Regions from separate parts of the Homo sapiens genome. Here region 2 is linked to region 1. Evidence: chromatin contacts called from ENCODE Hi-C or POLR2A ChIA-PET data. All regions are on one chromosome and are shown on one strand. Each heading gives the region's core, a stretch centred on a gene start or an enhancer-like site at or near the end of the contact. The rest is flanking DNA. Distances are from core to core; before and after follow the strand shown. Region 1 has its middle 18 kb from the start of CYB5D2. Region 2 holds the start of ANKFY1 (ankyrin repeat and FYVE domain containing 1).

Evidence for each region. A loop is a pair of places that touch in the nucleus more often than their neighbours do. ChIA-PET counts read pairs that join two places held with the same protein, here RNA polymerase II (POLR2A). Pooled maps may share reads with other maps.
Region 2: a loop to region 1 is called in a pooled map, with 2.0 times the contacts of the local background. The contact joins the promoter of ANKFY1 here to the enhancer-like site in region 1. A Hi-C loop is called at or near these places in 4 of 50 pooled maps. POLR2A ChIA-PET finds 5 or more read pairs at or near these places in 4 of 52 experiments (OCI-LY7, PC-9, activated CD4-positive, alpha-beta T cell and 1 more).

The regions. Positions count from the first base shown.
Region 1 is chr17:4,159,029-4,162,782 of GRCh38, forward strand. No RefSeq gene overlaps it. Among named protein-coding and RNA genes, the nearest start is that of CYB5D2, 18 kb to the left of the region's middle. Within about 2 kb of position 2,368, at least 14 of the 41 ENCODE cell types and tissues checked have a DNase peak (open chromatin) inside an H3K27ac peak, as active enhancers do; they include PC-9, where a contact is called at or near this core.
Region 2 is chr17:4,262,422-4,266,254 of GRCh38, forward strand. It overlaps ANKFY1 (ankyrin repeat and FYVE domain containing 1), which reads right to left and starts at 1,558. Exons shown (of 25, transcript NM_001330063.2): 1 at 1,511-1,558. The coding sequence starts at 1,520. RefSeq lists a silencer at 855-1,004 and an enhancer at 1,655-1,744.

The DNA of each region.
Region 1 (3,754 bases), core at 1,118-3,617:
CAGTGGCGCGATCTCGGCTCACTGCAACCTCGGTGGCACAATCTTGGCTCACTGCAACCTCCACTCCCTGGGTTCAAGCGATTCTCCTGCCTCAGCCTCCCAAGTAGCTGGGGATTACAGGCACGTGCCACTACACCCAGCTAATTTTTGTACTCTTAGTAGAGATGGGGTTTCACTATGTTGGTCAGGCTGGTCTCGAAATCCTGACCTTGTGATCCACCCACCTCGTCCTCCCAAAGTGCCAGGATTGCATGCGTGAGCCACCGCACCTGGCCAAGCTCTTTCTTAAAGATGATCAAGGCATCCCCCATTTAAGCCTCCTCAGGGGCTCCCCTGATCTATAAGGACTGAGTGCCAGCTCCTCTGCTGCGTGCCACACGAGGCCCTTCTGTGGCCTCTCTCCTCTTAGGCCTGTACCTTTCCCATCTCCTCCCATGTGCACCTCCTGTCCAGCCTCCCTCTCACTGCGTTATGTCTGCAGTGCCTTCACACAAGCTGTTTCTTTTGCCTGGAATGACGCTTCTTCCTCCGTTGAATTAATCCACCCCGTATTGCTTCAATATTCAGCTCAATCAGGCCCCTCTTGGGAGCCTTCATTAACTGTTGGGCCAGCAGTGAGCTATAGACGCACTTTCCCTGCTCCATGGCTGTGCTCATATCACAGTGGGCTCTTACCATGAACTTCCTATCAACCTCTTGCACTGGACCTCAGACACTCTGAGGACAGAGCCCCAGTGTGATTCAGCTCCATACCCCTATATCCACATGACTCAGCTCCGTACCCCTATATCCACGACTCAGCTCCATATCCCTATATCCACAACTCAGCTCCGTACCCCTATATTCACATGACTCAGCTCCGTACCCCTATATCCACATGACTCAGCTATGTACCCCTATATCCACATGACTGAGCTCTGTACCCCTATAATCCACGACTGTCCGTACCCCTATATCCACATGACTCAGCGCCGTACCCCTATATCCACATGACTCAGCGCCGTACCCCTATATCCACATGACTCAGCTCTGTACCCCTATAATCCACATGACTCAGCGCCGTACCCCTATATCCACGACTCAGCTCCGTACCCCTATATCCACATGACTCAGCTCCGTACCCCTATAATCCACATGACTCAGCTCCGTACCCCTATATCCACGACCCAGCTCCGTACCCCTATAATCCACATGACTCAGCTCCGTACCCCTGTATCCACATGACTCAGCGCCGTACCCCTGTATCCACGACTCGGCTCCATACCCCGATATCCACGACTCGGCTCTGTGCCCCTATATCCACAACTCAGCGCTGTACCCCTACATTCACGCAACTCAGCTCCGTACCCCTATAATCCACTTTACTCAGTGCCGTACCCCTATAATCCACATTACTCAGCGCTGTACCCCTATATCTACATGACTCAGAGCCTTACCCCATATCCATGTGACTCAGCTCCTCACCCCTATATCCACGTGACTCAGCACCATGCCCCTATAATCCACTTTACTCAGCGCTGTACCCCTATATCCACCGCACCTAGCGTGTGGGAAGTTCGTGCAGAGTTGTTTCTTTTTTTGAGACAGGGTCTTACTCTGTTGCCCAGGCTGGAGTGCAGTGGCGTGATCATAGCTCACTGCAGCCTTGACCTCCCGGGCTCAAAAAGATTCTGCCACTTCAGCCTCCCGAGTAGCTGGGATGATGGGCACGTACCAGCATGCCCGGCTAGTTTTTTATTTTTGTAGAGATGGGGTTTTACCTTGTTGCCCAGCCTGGTCTCCAACTCCTGGGCTCAAGCAATCTGCCCACCTCGGCCTCCCAAAGTGCTGGGATTACAGGCGTGAGCCACCGCACTTTTTGGAGATAAGGCAATAAAGGCACATAGAACTTAAGTCACTGAGCATGGACCTGAGCCTAGAACTCAAAGCTCTGGATGCCTGATTCGGTGCCATTTTCACTCCTCCATATTTCTGTATGTCTCTGCCCTCCCTGGGGCAGGACCAGGAGCAGACAGAAAGAAGAGCTGAAATTAGGATTTTCTTCTGAGTTCTAGGCAGTCCCTGAGCTCAGTGCTGAGACTTCTCTATTAACCAGAAACAGCCCCCAACTCCATGCTAACTGGAAACTAGTTACTGCCCATGATTTAGTCCTCCTTAGTCATTCAGCAAATAACTTACCAAGAACCTACTATGTGCCAGGCATCACGTTAGGGTTGGGTGGTCGAGGAAGCAAGGCTTCCGACCTCAGGGGGCTTATAGTATGGTGGAATAAACCCAGTAGAGCAGCCAGAGGCTGTCCTTGCGGTAGGAATGCAGGGAGAGTGTGAGGGCCAGGTCCCAAGATGTTCTGATCCTTCAAAAAACAAACAAACAAAAAGGAGCATTAGTCATTCCAGCCAGCTGCGGGCTCTGGCCGTGCCTAGAGGGTACCTGATCTCTGACTGATGCAAGAGCCCTGCGTGCAGGCTCCAGGACAGACTTGGCTGGCTTCAGCAGCCTGCTCTGTTCCTTGCTCAGTTGAGAATTCATTTCCTTTTTGATACTTACCTTATGGTACTTACCTTCCTACTTAATCTGGTAACACATCTCTCATGTCAGGGCAAAGGATTCAGCAAAGAATTAGGTTCAGCAAGAGTAGGTTGTCATTTTAATGGCCTGAAGGGCTCAGCCATGAGAAGCTGGTAATTACTGGAGAAATGCCTGGCCTTTCCCTCTCCAGTACAGGTGGCCCTGGGCAAAACCATGGGGGAGGAAGGGCAAGGCCCTGATGGAAGCCACAGATAAGCTCAGCTTAGGCTGAGCATGCAGTTAGACTTGCTGGCAGAAGGAAGGGAAGGAGAAAACATACATATTGGGCAACTATGCTGGGCCAGGCCTTGTTCTCATTTAATCTCTATGCCTGCCTTGAGAAGTTCCCATTTTATGGCCCAGAAAAGGGGCATAAATATCTCCCCACCTCTTCTAATAGTTACATCAACCGTCGGGTGACAGAGCTGGGCTTTGTGATGCGAGTCTGATCTCTGCCACACCAGTGAGCACAGTGTCAAGGCAAAGCCTTTGCAGCTGCACTCCACTCCAACATTGTGAAGGAGGCCGGGCGCTTATAATCCCAGCACTTTGGGAGCCCAAGGTGGGCGGATCTCTTGAAGCCAGGAGTTCGATGGAGGCCAGCCCGGCCAACATGGTGAAACCCCATCTCTACTAAAATACAAAAATTAGCTGGGTGTGGTGGTACGCATCTGCAGTCCTAGCTACTGGGGAGGTGGAGGCTGCAGTGAGCCGAGATCACACCACTGCACTCCAGCCTGGGCGACAGAGAGAGACTCTCCCAAAACAAACAAACAAAACCCAAAAATAAAGAAGTCATCTTGAAAGAAGTTTCAACATTTGCCTTTTCATTCTGAGATTACAGTTTTCTATAAACATCTAAGAGTGAAGAGTCTGACGTTTTTTGGTCACAGCTGAGCCACTGCGTGACCCCCGCCCCGCCCCACACTCACTTTGCTCTAGGCAAAGCTGTACTCTGAAAGCTGGCCCCAATGGGGAGGTTAGGACTGTGCCTGCTCAGAAGTCTGTGGGTGCCTCAGAGAAGGGCAACAACCCTAGGCTGGACCCTAGCCTTGAGAGTACTTCCTACTGCCAGAGCCCCCAGATTTCTTCCGGTGGCAGCAGATACTGCCAGAAGAGCCTGCGGTGCACACACCAGAATCCGGGTACTTGGATGAGAAGGACACATTACTGATCACCTTCCTCC
Region 2 (3,833 bases), core at 308-2,807, 100 kb after region 1:
TGGCTAACTTTCGTATTTTTTGTAGATACGAGGTTTCGCCATGTTGCCCAGGCTGCTCTTGAACTCCTGGCCTCAAGCGATCCTCCCACCTCGGCCTCCCAAAGTGCTGAAATTACTAGCGCGAGCCACCACACGGGGCCAAGACCTTGTCTACACACACACACACCCCTTTTTAATTAGCCGGGTGTGGTGGCGAGCGCCCCTGGTCCCAGCTACTCAGGAGGCTGAGGCAGAAGGATCGCTTGAGCCCAGGAGACTGAAGCTACAGTGAGCCGTGACCGCGCCACTGTACTCCAGCCGGTGGGACAGAGCGAGACCCTATCTCAAAACACACACACACACCCCCCAAAACCAACTGGGTGTCAGTCACAGCTATCTCTGTAACTTTGCCTAAATTCCTTTATCAATAAAGGCAAATACACACGCCAGGCCTCCTTCACGAGGTTATCTGAAGTCTAATGCAAATGAGAAAAGCCGACCAACTGTCAGGTGCTGCCCAAATCTAAGATCCATCAAGTGATGGGTTCAGTCAAAGCTCAAAACCAACAGGAAAGGTCGTGGCCAAGCACACTGCAGTCACTCAATAAACAAAGGTCAAATAAGGAATACTGTTCTCCAATAATGGGGTGAAGAGGAGAACCAGGCTGCCCAGATCCAACAATGTCCCTGCACGATTCCTGACAGGTAACTCCCCGTCTCTGGGCCTTCTTTCCCCCTACGTGTACAATAAGGCTTTGACAATGAAGGCTTCTAATTACTGCTACATTAAGACAGGCAGACTCTGAGAGACCAGAGTGCCTTAAGCTGCAATGTCATGAAAAGTGCACGAGACCAGAGGGTAGGCACTGGACGGGGAGGCAAAGGCACAGAGGTCTGGTTTGAGCAGCCCTCTTGTGAGCAGTGTGACCTTGGCCAACTCCCTTCCCGCAAACCCCTTCCTCCCGTCTTCATCTGTACGCCTGGCCTGAAGGCTGGGGTTGCAGCAGAGCCGGAGCCGCCAGTGCGCCCGCCTGAAGCGTGGGCCAGCTCGCTGCTGCCTCGCCCCCACCCCACCCCACCTCACCCCAACCCAGCCCGAGGAGACCCACGCTCTTCCGCAAGCGAGGGATGGACCCCTTCCGGATGCAGAACGTGCCAGGACAGCAGTTTCGATTTCCTAAGGAGAAGGCTTACTTCCCCCGGCGTCCCGGCACCGCCGGCAATCAAGAGCCTCCCGTGCTGCCCTCGGGGCCCCGCGGCTGCACGCAGCACCGGCGCGGGACCTGCCAGCCCGGCTCCGCAGCCGGCCGCAGTCCCGCGGGGTCGGCATCGCGGGAGGGACGTTGTCATAGGAACCGCGCTCCGGACCCCGGCCCGAGAAGCTCCGGAGAGGCTAGACAGGAAGGCTCGCGAGACCCGCGGAGCCCCCATGCAACCACGCCCGGCCTTCCCCTCCCACGGCAGCTTCGCACGGCCAGCAGCGCCCCCACAGCTCCGTGTCTTCCCGCGCGGCTCCACAAAAAAACCCTACCTTCCGCCATGTCTGGCCCGGCACTGCCTGCAACCTCGCGAGAAGTGCGCGGCTCAACCGGGGCGGTGCGGAACGGAATCACCAAGTCTCGCGAGAATCGCGGGAGGCGCGGCAAAAGGCGGAGCCGAGGGTAGGAAAGTGGGTGAATGAAAGCGGAGGGGGTTGCTGGACTCTGGGGGAAGCGGAGAGCCGGGTTTCTTTTTACCGGGTATTTTTGAGGCTCGAGATTTATTAAGCACTGACTGAGCCCTGTCATATTCCACGTCCTTGGCAGGGCACCGAAAAGGATGACACAACGAATGCAGACTACTCTGGAGAAGCTTGGCAATGAGAGGGTCGAGAGAGGGGGTTTGTTGGTCCTTAGGTTTGTAAAGAAAGGAGAGGCTGGGAGAAAGGAGTCAGTGGAGAGGTCCCTGGGGAGGTAGGATGCTCTGCATGCGATGCAGAACTCAGGAAAACGGATTAAATTTAGACTAGAGGCAGGTCACCTGTTATTCCACTAAAACGGTAGGAAACAAGAACATGCGTGCAGATATATAGGGGGGAAGAAAATCAGGGAGATCGTTTGATGACATCGATTTTATGGGTGAAGTTATGAGACAAGGAAGGAGACCAAGAAGAGCAAAGAAACTTTGGAAGAGGACGCTGAAGTTGGAAGGCCTGGTTTCATGTGCCTCATGTATGTGTTGATGGATCACTTTTTTCTAGAACTCAGCCACCAGGCTGCAGTAGCAGATATTTTGAATTATAGCATTTATCCAGGGCTTGGGATTGCATTGCCCAAAATAAATTGAGGGTGCTATGAGACGACAGCCCAGGCCATCAAACGTGGGATACAGACTGGCTAGGGACTGATGGAGGAGCCACGAAACTGCAGGTCTCTGATAATTGAAGGCCAGTGCAGTGCAGGCAATGTTGTGAGAGCTTGGTGGTTAAAGTGGCAAACAGGTTCATAGTGAAGTAGCACTAGGAGATGAGAAAAGTCCAGGACAGGCCGGGCGTGGTGGCTCACGCCTGTAATCCCAGCACTTTGGGAGGCCGAGGAGGGTGAATCACCTGAAGTCTAGAGCTCAAGACCAGCCTGGCCAACATGGTGAAACCCCGTCTCTACTAAAAATACAGAAATTAGCCGGGCGTGGTGGTGCATGCCTGTAATCCCAGCTACTCGGGAGGCTGGGGCAGTAGAATCGCTTGAACCCGGGAGGCAGAGGTTGCAGTGAGCCAAGATTGTGCCACTGCACTCCAGCCTGGGCAACAGAGTGAGACTCTGTCTCAAAAAAAAAAAAAAAAAGTCCAGGACAGAGCCACGGAATAGAGTGGCTGAAGTGGAAGTGAGAAGGCAGGAAAATTAGATGTTGGGATTTAGAGGTAGGAAAGGAAAGGAGCATCAGGAGCTAAAATCTTTGGTGAATGTGGGGAGGACTATACGATTAGTTAAGACAATTGCAAAATGGAGGGCTAAACAGTAACATAGCTGAATAGCATGAGACCTTTCTTGTTTTTTGTTTTTTTTTTTTTTCAGAGATGGAGTCTCTGTTGGCCAGGTTGGTCTTGAACTCCTAGTCTCAAGCAGTCCTCCCACCCCAACCTCGCAAAGTACTGAAATTACAAGCATGAGCCACCATGCCCGGCCCAGCATGAGACCTTTCAAAAAAGACTTTTACTCAAGGGAGAATCAAAAGAATGCATCAATAGTTCAGGATTGCAGGGAAAGTGGTGGCCTTGGAGGACAGCCAGGAGTAAGAGACAAAAGGTTGGAAGGAAGGATCTGAATTAGCTATACCTGGTGGTGCAGGCTTTTAGTTGTCGCTACTTGGGAGGCTGAGGCTGAGGCTGGAGAATTGCTTGAGTCCAGGAGTTTGGGACTGCAGTGAGCTCTATCCTGCCGCTGCACTGCAGCCTGGGTGACAGAGCAAGACTCTGTCTCTAAAATTAAATAAGAAAAAGAAAAGAAATTTAAAAAGAAGAATCTGAGAACAGAATAAGAGTGTCAGAAACGAAAAGGAGGATTTAAAGTTGGAGAAGCTTTAGGTGCTGTTAAGGATAAGCATTAGTGGGTAGTGAGGTGGAGTGGAGGAGGAATTTGGAGCTTAGATCGTGGGAACATAGAGTCAAGCACTGAATTTTTGAGGAAGAGTAGGAATTCTGGCTGCCAGGTACCTGGGAGATGAGAGACGGTGTTGAAACGTGTAAGCCTTTTTGTTGTGGCAGGAGACGAAAGGCACGAAGATGGTAGGGGAGAACTTTCCCTACCATGGGAAGGCCATCGCTTAAAGCGTCCCTGTCTGTTGAGAATGGTTTATAGGGGTGCCCAATGGTGAGT